Regions from separate parts of the Homo sapiens genome. Here region 1 is linked to region 2. A link is an interaction called in ENCODE POLR2A ChIA-PET data of the cell type or tissue named here. Cell type or tissue: MCF 10A. All regions are shown on one strand. Links, peaks and the distances in the headings refer to the core of each region. The heading gives the core; the rest is flanking DNA.

Region 1 (8,319 bases), core at 2,056-7,055, 78 kb after region 2:
AATAGGTCTTTAAAATTCAAAAGGACTTAAATATCTTTTTAAAATCCTAAGTCAAAGGTATCTTCATACAGCATTTTTTAAATTGAGAATTTAAAAAGTCAAGGTCTCAGTCAGGCATAGTGGCTCACGCCTGTAATCCCAGCATTTTGGAAGGCTGAGGTGGGTGGATCACTTGAGGTCAAGAGTTCAAGACCAGCCTGGCCAACATGGCAAAACCCCATCTCTACTAAAAATACAAAAATTAGCCAGGTGTGGTGGTGCATGCCCGTAATCCCAGCTACTCAGGAGGCAGAGGCTGAGGCAGGAGAATCACTTGAACCCGGGAGGCAGAGGTTGCAGTGAGCGGAGATCGTGCCCCTGCACTCCAGCCTGGGCAACACAGCAGGACTGTCTCAAAAACAAACAAACAAACAAAAAACACCTCAAGGTCTTTACATTTCATTTCTTATATAAAACAGTGATTCAGTATCATGCATTTTTATCTGGTTTGTGAAAATGCTTCTTAATTGGAAAAGGTAATCCTATGGGTTATTGGAAATGATTCACAGATTGCCAGCCATAAAATCCAAAATATTTTAAAATCCTGAGTCATAACTTTTATCTCTGGAGAGCAGACAAATAATGTCAGTCCTAGTTTACATTTGAAGACTATAGTCTACTACAGAGGCATAACTAACTTATGCAAAGTCCCAGAACAACCGAAGGGAAGAATAGGAAATGAAAACAAAAATCAAGGAAGCCACTAATCTAATGCCTGGATATTTTCTTATTTACATAGCTGTTATCATCAAATAGTTGACAACAGAAATATTCTCTGAAATCATTCAGAAATCATAACTTTTGGAGTATATCATAACAAAATTGCTAAGCGTAAAGAATCTCAGCTAAGTAGACACATTAATAATGTAGAAAATTGAAAGTTACACATTAATATGAAATTTAATTTATCCTAATGGCTTAGTAAAGTTTGACTGGAGAGAGATTTCCAGAAGGAACCAGGCCTATTATACAGAAAAAAAAATCTGGCAATAAACGTTTTTCTAATACAGAGTTATCAAATTGAAAGTAAATGTGTCAGGGTCAACTGAGAGGCAAACCTAACTAATAAAAATTGAAATTTAACAAAGATGATGTTGTCCAAACTTCTTAGTACATCTTCAGTGATAAGAATTCCATTATCCATTTGGGCAAGTGATTCTCAGGAATAAGAATTTAAAGATCAATTTAGCCTAACGGCATTTCGCAGGGCTTATTCCATTGATCTTTTGAGTAATGTATAATCAATACCTTTTTGTCTTTGTTTTTTTGGCAAAGGAATTTGTAAAATATGAATACAATTGAAATAATGTTGCAATGCAATAATGTTCTTGGCACTAGGTGGAAAGTGGTCTCAAGTAAAAAATTCCAACATGATCTACCAATTGGATACTAAAAACGTTAGAGAAACAGAGAAGCAAAAATATTTCCATGCCAAGAGACAAGCAACAAGCCCTAGGGGTAACAAAAAATCCTGAAAATTACTTGGCAATCACGTACACACTGCCCCTTCCACCCATCCTTGTATTGTAAGAGAAGGGTGACTTTCAGAGGCTCCTTTTATTTACCAGGTAGCAAAAACTCAAGTAAATGGCCAGGTGGGAAATTATCAGATACAAGGAAGGTAAGAGCATTGAGTTGGGCAATGTCCTTGTAGACTCAGGTACTCCAGGAAAGGCAGGGAACAAAGAGGACATCTAATCTATGAAGGAAACTGGGAGGCTGGGCAAAGGCCTAAAGTCCTTCTCAACGCTAAGACTCAATCATAAGAAAGAAAATATTTCCCTTAATTTGAAGATGCAGCTGTTCAAATTAGTATAGCTTTTCCCTGTTGGAATGAAAACACTGTGTGCACGTTTATTCTTTACCTACTCTTCCCCTCAAGTTAAAGTTCATTCTACAAAACAAGGGAGAGGTGAACTCAGTATTATTGATCTGTGGGATGTTTTACCCAAGGATTTCAAGCTAATCACCTTCTTGGGGATAAGAAATCTGAGTCACATAAGTTAAATGATTTACTTCAAGGTAGAGATACGATCCTATCACCTTAGGGCCCTTCTCTTGGAAATTGTACAATTTGTTCCATTTCTAGATTTTAATCTCAGGTATGAAAAAGGTACATTTATTGCTCCTTATTCCTCTGATTTTAATTCCCTGGAAGATAAGCATTTTCCAGTTACTAATTAAAATGCCTAGCTAGTGAGTTCTCTACTACAGCCAGCACTAATACAATTTCAGAATACAAAAGGAATTCTTGTTTGAGATTTTTTTGTATGTTATTACACAACTCAGATATTGCTATTTTTTTACATATTTATGCTTAGGGTAAAGAGGAAATACATTTGTCCCCATTTTACAAATGAGCAAAGAAAACTGAACAAATCACCAATGGTCTCTGAGGCAACTGTCTGATCATGACTACACTAAAACACTAGGATGCTCTCCTTTGCAGAACCACAAGAAGGAAAAAAAAAAAAAGAATTAAAAGCAGAGGAAGTCTTCATAATCATGGGAGAGAAGGTCTGAGCACAAACCCAACCAATGGCTGTATAAAAGTGAGAGGAAAGAACTGTCCATGTCTAATTTCAGAGGCTACTTAAGAAAAATAATGTCAGTGCTTAGAACCCTAAACCAAATTCCTTTGGGGAAAATCCTATTATACAAACACCTTTATAATAAATCTATCTCCACTTTTTTTTTTTTGGCAGAGTCTTCCTCTATAACCCAGGCTGGAGTGCAGTGGCGCAACTGTGGCTCGCTGCAACCTCCGCCTCCCGGGTTCAAGCGATTCTTCTGTCTCAGCCTCCCAAGTAGCTGGGATTAAAGGCGCCCACCACCACGCCTAGCTAATGTTTGTATTTTTAGTAGAGATGAGGTTTCACCATGTTGTCCAGGCTGGTCTCGAACTCCTGACCTCAGGTTATCCACCTGCCTTGGCCTCCCAAAATGCTGGGATTGCAGGCATGAGCCACTGCGCCCAGCCCTGTCTCCACTTTTTAAAGTGGTCTAACTTTACCAAGACATTTCTAAGCTGATCATAGCATTTTAGTTTAGTTCTCAAACTCCTGATGATAAGAATCACTTGAGCTATTTGTTAAACACACTTATTCCAAATACAGATCTGGATGGCCCTATAGAGATTAAGAACATATCCTATTCAGTCCCTTGACCTATGATCCATGATTCTATCTGCTTATGGACCTGAATTAACTTAAAATAGGTTTGTTTTATACTTATAAAAGTATAAATTTATTATATACATGTTAAAATAACTTTTAATATGCTTTTTACAGACAGTAAAGCATTTTTTAACAGATACTTTTTTAGTATTTCTCACAATTATTGAAGAAAACATGTAAATTCCAATCTCATTTCACAAATATGAGGCAGAGGTCTACAGATCTAGTCTTTAGGCCAGACTACATTTAAAGAAAAAGAATGTTAGAGAATTAATGTATATCAAATTGTATCCTATGCTTGAATCATATTGAACAATTCAGCTGTTGGAGAGAATAATCTCAGTAACCATCGAAAATGAGAGGGAGGCTGGGCACGGTGGCTCACGCCTGTAATCTCAGCACTTTGGGAGGCAGAGGCGGGCGGATCACAAGGTCAAGGGATCGAAATCATCCTGGCCAACATGGTGAAACCTCGTCTCTACTAAAAATACAAAAATTTGCTGTAATCCCACCTGTAGTCCCAGCTACTTGGGAGGCTGAGGCAGGGGAATCACTTGAACCCGGGAGGCGGCGGTTGCAGTGAGCCGAGATCATGCCACTGCACTCCAGCCTGGGAAACAGAGCAAGACTCCATCCCAAAAAAGAAAAAAAAAAGAAAATGAGAGGAGAATCTATTCACAGTCAGTTGCTAATGAGGCTTTCCCTTCCAAAGGAAATGTTTACAGGTCACTCTGGGATTTCTAAATACAACATGGCCTAACTTTGAAAATATTTTTATGACTGGAAAAGTCATTAAAAAGAACACTTTTTAAATCTAAACATTCTTTAGTCAACAGTAGAATCCCAAATGTAGAAAAGTACATGAAAAGAGAAGAATGAACTCACCAAGAATGGTTACAGCCAAAAGAAATAGTAAAAGTAAAGTCACAGGCAGGCAGAAAAGTAAAAGAAATGGAAAATTATTGCATATGGATACTAATACACATTTAAATAGTTGTCTGTTAAAGAAAATAGCATGTCGGATTTCAGACAACACAACAGGAGGTATCATTTTTATTAACAATAGTAGTAGTATCCTTATTCATTGTTATTTCAACAATACAAGTTCCTGAGTCCTAGAAGAAAAGAAACCCCTGCCTCCCATCATCCTTCTCTTGAGATCCTCTGGTGCAACCCAAATTCCTGTTTTCCTGAGAAAACCCTTCTCCAGGTTTATGAAGACATAGAAGCTCCCTCAAGTCCATTGAATGCCCCAGTGCAAGCTGCTGCTGGAGGCAGGTAGTGACCTGGATCCAGGTCACCTGTGTGTAATGGGACAGCTGGATGTATATTTGGACCAGACTCCAAACCATGTGCTGCAAGGCAGCAGGAAGGCAGCTCCTGTCATGAGAAACTCGCAGAGCCAAATGCTCTTGCATCCTCTCCAAAATACACTAAAGTCTTTACTGTTTCAGTTTATGTGTTTATGTGATGCCATTCTCTAAACTAGCGGACAAATCACAATTGCACCAACTCTAGAGTTCTGCACATATATAATATAGATGCATACAGCCCCCATAACCATACAATTCATACAAATGCATACATACATACGATAAACCATGCATTCTCAGTTATCCAGGCCTCTGAATAATTGAAGGCTAAACCTTTAAAAACACCCCACCTTTAATAGTGCAGAGCTACTTGTTTGCTGACACTAGAAAACCCACTCCCTCCCTGCTTGCCAGCTGCATACCCCAAGCTTAATCTCTGTGGCTGCATCTAAGCCCCATCGCCTCTTCTTTCTTTACTTGGATTCCTCAAGGGTTTTTTCTTTCCTAGCTTTTCTCATGCTTCTCACTTTCACATGAAAAGACATGCCTTTAACAGGCATGACAAACCAATCAGATGGCAATCGCCCTACGCACCACAAAATCTTCAGGCATTCAACTCCACTCAACTGTTTTCATCACTTACTACTCAACAGTTACTCTTTGTAGCTAAAAAATGCTTTTTGGCATTATCCTGGAAACCTGAGAAGAGAAGAAGGTTGATTTCTAGATAATCTAGCCTATAGCAGGATTTCAAGTTCATTTAAATCTATTGTTATAGACATATTAAGTTCTACTCAACTTTTTAAAACAGCGTCACACCACTGTAAACTGGATCCTTGCTGTAAAATCAACTTTGTATTCACTTAATTTATTTTAATGCAAGGACGAATGTAGGTGTGGATACAATCACTTGTGTTATTAAAATGATCCAAAATTTAGCTGACAATTTACTATAGTGAAAATTACTCCAAACTTAAATCACTGACTAGTACTTACTGTGGCATGATAGTTTCTATACATGGGCATTTTTAGTATCTTTGTCAAGTAATCTTCCAGTTGTTTCTGTAATGCAAATATTTTAGATAAGTGTTAACATGGTCATATTTATTTTTAAAAATTAAACAGTAGTGACAATGATGAGATCATCATTTTCATCTTAACTTCTACAAGTTATTCAATTATTTATTAATATAATCATGGAGCAAGGAATCCTGAATAGCATTAAGGTGTTATTTCCATATTTCTCTTGAACTATTATTTAAATATCTTCTTACTGTTTAACTTTCCATATGCTTAGGTCTTCTATAAACTGCTGACAAGCCCTATTATATGTATATAGCTATTATAGCAGGACTTGCTATAAGTTGTTTTAAAGCATTTGTTGATATTACCAAAAACTTTCATTTTTTTTTCAATTCTAACACTGAACTTACTGAAAGATACACTACAAATTTTAAACAGCTTTTCAGGAAACAAAGGTGGAGAAAGGTTAAAAGACTTTCTAGTAGAATGTACTGATTTTAAATATGCTAAACTGTGTGTGGAGGCAGCAGGGGAGTAGAGGGATATAGGCTTGGGGCACTGGAGCAACATATGTCAATCATATTGACCATGATGTAAAATCCAGCATGCTTTTGCTGAATCACTAAGTGTCATTTTCAGTTGAATTCATACATGTGCACACAGTAAACCAAAACTATATAATTTTATATGTCTAGGTATCTTGGAAAATATTTGGTCCAGATGCCTACAAAGATTTTAAACAAGATGACAACTACAAAGGAGAAATCAAACATTCCCTCTGGAACATAAACATTTCAGATTACAAAACAGAACTGACAGAAATTAACAAACACTTGTTCATTTTCTAGTAAAAAAAATTAATTGTCCACACTCTGCAGCACCCATCTTGGAAGCAGAGCAGGCAGAAGTGCCCCTCCTCTGGAGTTTTCTGTCCCAGTGCTGTGCCTGTCTGTACTCCGTCAGACTCTTCTCAGGCCCTAACTGCTCCATCTATAGTTTAGGAATGAGATTTTACATATATTTAAGATGGGCTATTACAAACACGGAAACTTATGTATGGAAAATATTATTTTAAAAGAGTAGATCTCAAAACCCACAACAATGAGTTCAATCTTTGACTCACAATAAGCCCAAGGAGATTCTAGCAGGGAGAACAGCTTCTTCATAATGTCAAGGCCTAACCAAGAACGCTCTTCCTCTTCTGAGAAAATGCACTGTATGGCTTGGGGAAAGAAGGGACTGCCTAACTAGTTCCAGAAAAGCTAAACCAGCCTGGGGATCAATGAGTGGATGAGAGGAGTTGTAGCCAGGCCTACTTCACCCCTCAGTAGATGCTGTGTTTCTACAGCACTGCAAAATTAGGTTTAAAACCACAGAATAGTGAAGAAACTTACTCTTCTACCAAGGAATTGTTCTTCTCTTATCATGTTTTCAGATGAACGGGGCAAACTGGGCATCTCTCGAGGCTCCTCTCTGACGTTTTGCCTCCTAAACGTGTGTCTAAAACACAAACACACAGAATGCAAACACCTACTAGATTATTCTGTGACTATGACTTTAGTATGTCTTTCATGAGACGGCATATTTTTAAGAGACTATTTAATTGAAAATATCTACCAACAATAGACTAGTTAGCCGATATTGTGAATTAAATACACTTTTTATTTATTTATTTTAAAGATTGGATGTACTCTGTCACCCAGGATGGAGTGCAGTGGTACAATCATGCTCACTGCAGTTTTAAACTCTTGGGCTCAAGCAATCCTCCTGTTGTAGCCTCCTGAGTAGGTAGAACTACTAACTATCACCACGTGCCACCACGTCCAGCTAAATTTTTAATTTTTTTATAGGGAGGAGGTCTTGCTACGTTACACAGGCTAGTCTCAAACTCATGACCTCAACTGATCCTCCTGCCTCAGCCTCCCAAAGTGGTGAGATTACAGGTGTGAGCTACCACACCCAGACAAAATACACTTTCCATTCAACTTGTATACTGGCATAATTAATTCCAAAATGGTTACCTTCTAGTGGGAATGGGGATGCGGATAAAGGCTTTGTACTTGAGCAGCTCTCTGTGAAATTCTTGAAAATGCTTGAATTTCCTCTTAACTTGCCATTTAAATTCCCCATGTGTTAATTCAATAGTGTAAAGATTAATACTTGGTACCTACAGTGATACATAAAAATGTTTGATATTTTAGATAACAACAAAAATTCCAAAAGCTTTCAGTGAACAATATTTAACTAGTAACAGAGAAGTATACTTAAGTCCAGCCTACTTATTTTGTGTAAGTACTTAAGTAAATTTGTTTCAAAAGCAGCCAATTGCAGAAATAATATTCTCTAAATGTTCACTTGATGAATTACATAAGACAAACTTTCAATCACACGAGACGATTCCTACAAACGCTGTTCCTCCAACATATGTGCGTGTATGCATCCACGCACACACACACCTGAAATGAAGAACTAGGTGGAGGAGACAATGAGAAAGGCCCTAATTAGCCTTCAGGGGTCCAGTCCACAAATATAAGCCGTGCACCAGGCAATTGGCAGGGGTGAGACGTATTGTATACTAACAGCACCATCTTGGCTGTTTTTGTTCTTCAGAAATGGCACGACATGCCTTCTCTCCTTCTCTTGTGAAACACATTCCAAGGTCCAGCCTTGTCTATACCACCCACCCACCCTAAGGAACCACCAGTGTTAAGGAGGGGTGGGTGGAAAAAGTGACTGCAGTAATGAGTATACAGTGTATACTTGTATAA
Region 2 (8,319 bases), core at 1,279-6,278:
TGTGTGTGTATTAGCCAGGCGTGGTGGCGGGCGCCTGTAGTCCCAGCTACTCGGGAGGCTGAGGCAGGAGAATGGCGTGAACCCGGGAGGCGGAGCTTGGCAGTGAGCCAAAATCGCGGCACTGCACTCCAGCAGCCCGGGCGACAGAGCGAGAATCCGTCTCAAAAAAAAAAAAATTAATTTTAAAATTTTTGTGATTGCTATAAAGCTGTTTGTACCTTTAAAAGCAGAGTACGAATGTACCATGTAGATGGGTCACAGCAGTGATGTACCTCTACTTTCCTTTTCTTGTTTTTCTCTGCTGCATAAGCCCCTCCTCCTTCACCCACAGTCCCTCCTCAGCATGAAGGACAGTTAGGAGAAGCTTGATCTGCTCACAACTGGGTCTCAGGGTCTGGCAAGAAGGCCCCGAGGAAGCTTGATATGCTTCGCTAGTGACAAGACACTTTATTTTTTTGAGAATTTGAGATTTATAGTTTGTATTTCATTACTGTAAACTTCAAGAGCTGCTATAAATCGTCTCGTTGTAGATTTTGCAGCAGTGAATACTGTCAGAAATAGGAAGAATTGTGGTTAGGGCTTAGGGTGTGTGTGTGTGTGTGTGTGTGTGTAAAGAGAATTTTATACTATGGTGGTATCAATTATGTTGGAATTGGATCTGTAGCTTCTTGGTCGTTTGGGACATAACCCCTTTTATTTTGTGCTTGGCAAATCCTTTAAAAGGAGAAGATCCTTCTGGGCTTCAGTTTCCTCATCTGCACATGAAAGAACTGGCTAAAATCATGACTAGTCCACTAGAAATGCTGGCCCTATTTAGCACTGACTTTACCTATCCTCTATGTGACTTCATAGATTATGAACTATTATATATTGTGCACAAACACACATCAGTTTTCTCATTGGTTATCTTTTGAAAATGGCAAGCTTTCAAACATAAGAATGCTGAGGGATTCCCCAGCATGTTTGACTTAGACTTCACCCTGGGCTTGATAGTCTTTGGCAAGCCTAGCCCTGAGTGGCCCCCAAATGAGGTTATATAGAACCTTATACTAAACTGTTCCCACTATGGCCCAGACGGTTTTCATTGTCATTTTTAAGTCTCCTTCTTCCTTCCTCTCTTTTCCAGGGCACATGCTCAGGCTCAAAATGAGTGCTGGCCCCTGCCCTGTGCTAATCTTTACATTTCTCTATCTGCTGAGGTTACCATTTTATACAATTTTTAGAATAGAATAAAAGCATTTACATGACCTAAATCAAAAGGTCTCCTGCCACGATCTGTTGTCATCTGTGTCCCAAGGTAACCTCTTCTCCAGAAATCGTACAGAGCTTGGGAGTTATCCCACAAGAAAAAATGTGAAACCAATGATTGGCATACTTAGATAAAATGTGTTTTGGCCAGGCGCGGTGGCTCATGCCTGTAATCCCAGCACTTTGGCAGGCCAAGGCGGGCGGACCACGAGGTCAGCAGATCGAGACCATCCTGGATAACACAGTGAAACCCCGTCTCTACTAAAAATACAAAAAAATAGCCAGGCGTGGTGGCAGGCACCTGTAGTCCCAGCTACTCGGGAGGCTGAGGCAGGAGAATGGCGTGAACCCAGGAGGTGGAGTTTGCAGTGAGCCAAGATCGCGCCACTGCACTCCAGCCTCGGCGACAGAGTGAGACTCCTTCTCAAAAAAAAAAAAAAAAAAAGGTACTGCAGTTGAATTTTCTTTAAGACAAGGCTTCTGAAACAAGCCCAACATGTCTTTTCAGTTTGGTACAAAATTATAGGATATGGTAATTATGGACATAGATTTTTCTTTAAACCCAAGAACTTTTAATCTATCAAACATTGCTTTTAAAAAATAAAACATTCATCTGATTTTTTTTTTCTTTTTGTGACAGGGTCTTGCTCTGTTACCCAGGCTGGAGTGCAGTGGTGCAATCATGGCGCACTGCAGCCTTCACCTCCCAGGCTAAGAGATCCTCCCACCTCAGCTTCCCGGATGGCTGGGACCACAGGCATGTACCAGCACACTCAGCTATTTTTTTTTTTTTTTTTTTTTTTTTTTTTGTAGAGACTAGGTCTCACTATGTTGCACAGACTGGTCTTGAACTCCTGAACTCAAGTGATCTTCCTGCCTCGGCCTCCCAAAGTGCTAGAATCAAAGGCATAAGCCACAGTGCCCAGCTCATTCAATTTTTTATATTTCAAAATAAAGTATTTTTCATAGATTTCTGGGAGGCTTACCATTCGAAAATTTCTACATCCCTTGAAATGGGGGAAGCTTTGTAGCTTACTGGTAAAAAGCACAAGTTGAGGTCCTACAGACATGGTTTGAGTCCTACTCCTATCCAACCATAGCTGTATGACTTGGCTAAGTTATCTAATTTCACTAGGCCTCAGCTGCCTCATCTGTAGAATGGGAGTAATTACACAACCAATCCCATAAAGTTGATACAAAGACTGAATGAGGTAACACAGGTATAGCACTGATTATGTGGAAAGACTCAGAAACTATTTGGTAACATTTTTATTCAATTATATCAATTGCTGATTTCAATTAGAAGGCTTGCATATCTTCAAATAACAACAAAGTAAATAGCATCTAAAATTAAAACAATACTAAACTAAACACATATTATGCTTCAGAATACATTTTGTTTTACTTTATATTTTGGGGAGAGTGTTATCAGATCAATAACAGGGAAATCAAAAATTGATTCCCAGGAAGAGTCAGCTATAGGTTTCTGGCAGCAAACCTCTAGACAGAGTGTTGTAATCGTGTGCCTAAACAAGTCACATGATGAACAACAGCCAGTCGTGAGAAACCAAAACAAATTTTTCTTATCCAGAAGTAGCCGTCCAATAATTTAAAATACGGAACATTTAAGCATCTTTTAAATTAAAACATTTCTTTTTCTAGCATAAATACTAATTTTGAAACAGCTGATTTGAATATGATGCCTCTTTATCCTTGCTTCAATTTACAGTGAACAACATATTTCCAGATGATGAATATCATGGAAATGCTATAATAAGTTCTTACATGAACTGGTGCTTTACAGCTTACAAACTACTTTCACATATATTCATATAAGCTACGTAGAACAGATAATATTATTCGTGGTTGGTGAAGAAACAGCGTGTCAGAAGGACAAACTGACGTACTCAGAAGGTCACATACCTGTGGATAACAGAGCTGGAGAGAATCCAGGTCTCCAGACATCTGGTCCCCCAATAATTTCAGATTTCCCAGTGTGGTATTTCCCATACCACCCACTTACAGGCAAGCAGTAGCTCTTCTACAGTTATAAGAAGCATGAGGGGCACTTTGGGAGGCCGAGGTGGGCGGATCACTTGAGGTTAGGAGTTCAAAGCTAGCCTGGCCGACATGGTGAAACCCCGTCTCCACCAAAAATACAAAAAAATTAGCTGAGTGTGGTGGCGGGTGCCTGTAATCCCAGATACTCGGGAGGCTGAGGCAGGAGAATTGCTTGAACCCGGGAGATGGAGGTTGCAGTAAGCCAAGATCACACCACTGCACTTCAGCTTGGGTGACAGAGCAAGACTGTCTCAAAAAAAAAAAAAAAAAAAAGAACATGGTAAGTTTGAACAATGTTCAAAATTGTTGTTTTAATGTAGTTTAATAGCATATTTTTAATGCAGTTTAATATTAAAACATAGAAGCATTAAGTCAACTGACTATTTTCATTGTGTGTGTCAACTGTTTGTTGCTAACACTATAAAATGCACTTTCTCACTTCCTGACTTTCTACCAAAGCAGAAAAATTATGCATGTCAAGTTTCCATGTGCAAAGATCTGAGAATCTCCTCAGAAACCATTCATTCATGGCACACAGTGTTTAAAAATGTGTCTACCTGGATCAGTTGGTCCTATCTTTTGGCTTAGTCAAACATGGCATAAAACAGTAAATTTTAGACTGTGGATTATGATTTTTTTTCTCTCTGATCGCCAATCACATTTGAGCTGTCAAAGAAAGGTTTCAAGTGGGTTGGGCAGCTGGCTTCAACTCTGAGACAGTTTTACTTATTAGAGTGAAGATTTGTTTTTTGTTTTTTTTTTATTCTGATTCCCCCGGCTGTTCTGAGGTCAGCATGGGGTAAACATGAGTCTGAGGCTCTAGGTCATGTCAGAACATGAAGGCTTTGCAAAACTTATTTCTATAAAGAATTATGGCTGTTGAGAAGGAACCAGAGGAAGTGAGAGGAACTGAGAAATTGCTTAGGGGAATTGTTGTGAGGCTGGATTCCAACGCTGGCAGAAAAATACTTAGACCAGTCCAGGGAGTTGGCAATTTGAAGACTCAGATTTCTCCAGGGTAGGAGGGACCTGGCAGAGGGCCTGTATTCTTTGGTGAGGCCTGGCTGACTGCGGACTGTCATTTCCCTCCATCTGCTTTGGGCTGCATTCTATTCTTTTTCAAATAGCCAAAATTATACTTGTTGCTAAGAATGTGACTTTGGCAGGGAAGTTCTGAGTCTCAGAAAAGTAGAGACCAGAGAAGTCTATGGAGAGAGAGGGGTAAGTTTGGGATGGCACATCATGGCACCTAATTAGTGAAAAGGGGTCACCCCAGGGTGGCAACCTGCAAAATATGTTGTTTCTTTCATTTTTTATTTATTTATTTTTTTAGAGATGAGGCCTCATTCTATCTCCTAAGCTGGAGTGTAGTGGTGAGATTATAGTTCACTGCAGCCTCATACTCTCAGGCTTAAGGAATCCTCTTGCCTCAGCCTCCAAGTAGCTAGAACTACAGGCACACCAAAACATCTGGATAATTTTTTATTTTTTTGTAAAGACAGGTGGTCTCAAATTTCTAGCCTTTAGAAATCCTCCCGCCTCCGCCTCCCAAAGTGCTGGGATTACAGGTGTGAGCCACCACACCTGCCCAAGATAAGCTTTTTAATTCTGCCTTTACCTTGCCTAACACAAGCTCACAGAACACAAGCTCACAGATTTGAAATTAAGTGAAAATATATTTTACAGTTGCAATTAACATAGGGAGATTAACAAGAATGCAGAGACGCCAGGGGTGAGGGGAACATAAAATATGTTTTGAGAATGTGTGTGTGTATCCACTGAAAGTCTAAATGTGTGACATATGTACCATTTTGAAAATGTGTCTGTCAAAAAAATGAGACTATTGAGAGATCAGAGCTAAATGACACAGGTTTATTTGAAATTTGATGAACTAATTTCCCATTTTTCACAAAGCAAACTTGAAATTGCCAGTCTTTAATGTGCTCTGTCAAACTCCAAGTGTAAGATACAATCTGCAACAGGTGCTACTTTACCATAATTTTTAAAGTCACAGATCCCTTTTCCTTTCAGGAGCAGCTCATAAGATCACTAGGAAATGTTCTATCAGAAAATATCTTGAAGTTTCTTGTAGCCCTAAAATACTATAATTTTATTTATTTATTTATTTATTTATTTATTTTGAGACAGAGTCTTGGTCTGTCACCCAGGCTGGAGTGCAATGGCATGATCTCAGCTCACTGCAATCTCCACCTCCTGGGTTCAAGCAGTTCTCCTACCGCAGCCACCTGAACAGCTGGGACTACAGTCATGCACCACCAAGCCCAGCTAATTTTTGTACTATTAGTAGAGACAGAGTTTCACCACACTGGTCAGACTGGTCTCAAACTCCTGACCTCAGGTGATCCACCCGCCTCAGCCTCCCAAAGTGCTGGGATTACAGGCGTGAGCCACCATGCCCAGCCTAATTTTATTATTTTAGAAGTCCAGATTTTTAAAGACAAATTACTACAGTAAAGAAAAATATTCTTTCAGGCTTCCAAACACTTAAAAACACATCTTTGGAACAGTATAAAATACCGGGGCCAGGCCCCGATCCAGGAAATTATGATCCAGTAAGCCTGGAGGTGAGTCAAGCTCTCTGTAATCTTGCAAAAGTCAGTGGTGATTTTGATGTGTAGTCACAGGTGAGATCCACTGTACACACTGCAGGATATGATGGATGCTGTAGTGTGCTGCCTAGATCCCCTCACCATGGGATCAAGACATCCATCCCATCAGCTACTGAGCATGTAGGCCACGGAATACTCACAGTGAAGTCCTCCAGGTATGAAAAGTATGGAGTCCTCCATAGGTGAAAGGGACTTGCCTCACTCAAGGTCATCCCCACTCCCTAGGGTCAGCCTGCATCCAATGGCTGGTCAATAGGGGAAGGGAACTACAGGCCCAACACATTTGCCTCAGCTTGGGGAAGCCCTGAATGGGTTTTTAATCCTAACCATCAATGCACTAGAGTCATGTGGTGTGAGGGGAAGCATTGGGTTGAAAGTCCAAAGATTTAGGCTCAAAGCTGTTTTTTGCCTATTGTGGTTAGTGGCCTAGACAAGTCACATAACCTCTTGAATCTCAGTTTTTAATCCTAAAAATGGGAACAGCAACAACAGCAATAATAACAACAATAACAACAACAAATACATGACCTACTCTCAAGTGTAGTTGTGAAGATTCAGTGAGATAATGTAGTTATAAACTGTGAATCACATAAAATGCTGATAGTTACTGTTATAATATGTCCTTAAGTATAAAAGTCCCCAAATATTATGTGAAAAAAGATATCAAAGTACCACATGACACTGGAAGTAAAAAGTGTTTTAATTCCCAAATGCATATGCACTTATTCTTCACTGCGTGCATTCAATGACTTAAAGTAATGAAATATAATGGTTTTGCTTATGTGTTTGTTCTGCTACTTTTAAATGGAGCTGAAATCAGCCATAAGAAGAAATTGTCCCTGGTGCCAAGACAATTCAATGTGGAAAGAATAGTCTTTTTAACAAATGGTGCTAGGGCAACTCTATATCCATCAACAAAAGAATAAAAAGTTGGGCCCCTAACTCACCCCATATATAAAAAGTAACAAAATGAGTCAAATATCTAAATGTAGGAGCTAACACTATAAAATTCCCAGGAGAAAACAGGCATAAATCTTCATGATCCTAGATCAGGCAGTGATTTCTTAGATATCACTATCTATATTCCTTAGATACCAAAAGGACAAGCGATACAAGGAAAAAAATAGATAAGTTAGCTTTTATCAAAATAAAAAAAATTTCTGTTTCAAATGACACCAGCAAGAAAGTAAAAAGACAAGCCATCGAATGGGAGAAACTAGGAATCATATATCTGATATGAGACTTGTATCTAGAATGTATAAAGAATTCTTACAACTCAAAAATAAAAAGTCAAATACCCCAGTGAACAAATGGGCAAGGGATTTCAGTAGACATTTCTCCATAGATAATACACAAATGGCCAATAAGCACACACAAAGATGCTCAGTATCATTAGTCATTAGAGAAATTCAAATGAAAATCACAATGAAATACCATTTCTTAAATGGTATTTCACACCTACTAGAATGACTATAATCAAAGAGAGAGATAATAATAAGTATTGGCAAATACAGAGAAACTGGACCTCTCATATACTATGGGAATATAAAATGGCAGAGCCGCTTTGGAAGACAGTCTGGCAGTTCCTCAAAATGTTAAACATAGAGTTAGCTATAACCTGACAATTCTACCCCTAGAGAAATGAAAATATATATCTGCACAAAAACTAGTAAAGGATGTTTATAGCAGCATTATTTATAATAGGCAAAAAGTAGAAACAACCCAAATGTCCATCAACTAATGAATGGATAAATACAATGTGGTATATCCACATCATGGAATATTATCTGGCAATAAAAAGAAATGAAATACTGATACATGCTATAATAATAGATAAGCTTCAAGAACATTATGCTAAGACAAATCAGTCATAAAAGACCCCATATTGTGTGACTCCATTTATACAAAATGCCCAGATTAGGCAAATCTATAGAAAAAGAAAAATCAGTGGTAGCCAGAGGCTAAAAATAGAAGGAATGGGTAATGACTGCTAATGGGGTTTCTTTCTGAGTGGATGAAAATGTTCTAAAATTGATTAGGTGGTGGTTGTGCAACTCTGTGAATACACTAAAAATCACTGAATTGTATAGTTTAAGTGGCTGGATTATACAGTATGTAAATTCTATCTCAGCAAACCAATTATTAAAAAAAAAATCCCATGAGCTGAATAAATATGACATACGGTAACAAGAATTTAAATATAACCCATAGCAAAATATTATGTCTGTTTTGCTTTTTTAAGCGAACACAGCTCATAGTCTGCTATTAAATAAAACAAATCACAAACCTCATGTGTGGGAAACAGACTGGCCAGGAAGAAATTTTTGTGCCTTGGAAGAATTCAAATTCCCTAGAAAGGGCAGTCAAAAATCTTTAGCAA

Evidence for each region. ChIA-PET counts read pairs that join two places held together with the same protein. Peaks named below come from ENCODE experiments on the same cell type or tissue, not always from the same donor. Only the 100,000 strongest peaks of a DNase experiment are listed, where the experiment ranks them.
Region 1: POLR2A ChIA-PET joins it to region 2 with 5 read pairs; 2 of 35 experiments call an interaction of 5 or more read pairs at or near these places.

The regions. Positions count from the first base shown.
Region 1 is chr3:171,727,920-171,736,238 of GRCh38, forward strand. PLD1 (phospholipase D1) reads right to left here. Exons shown (of 27, transcript NM_002662.5): 4 at 7,573-7,718; 5 at 6,946-7,051; 6 at 5,525-5,590. Among named protein-coding and RNA genes, the nearest start is that of PLD1, 78 kb to the right of the region's middle. In MCF 10A, for the core only: no CTCF peak of the experiment used is centred there; no DNase peak of the experiment used is centred there.
Region 2 is chr3:171,650,739-171,659,057 of GRCh38, forward strand. The region is part of intron 21 of PLD1 (phospholipase D1); the gene reads right to left. Among named protein-coding and RNA genes, the nearest start is that of PLD1, 160 kb to the right of the region's middle. In MCF 10A, for the core only: no CTCF peak of the experiment used is centred there; a DNase peak (open chromatin) is centred at 4,233.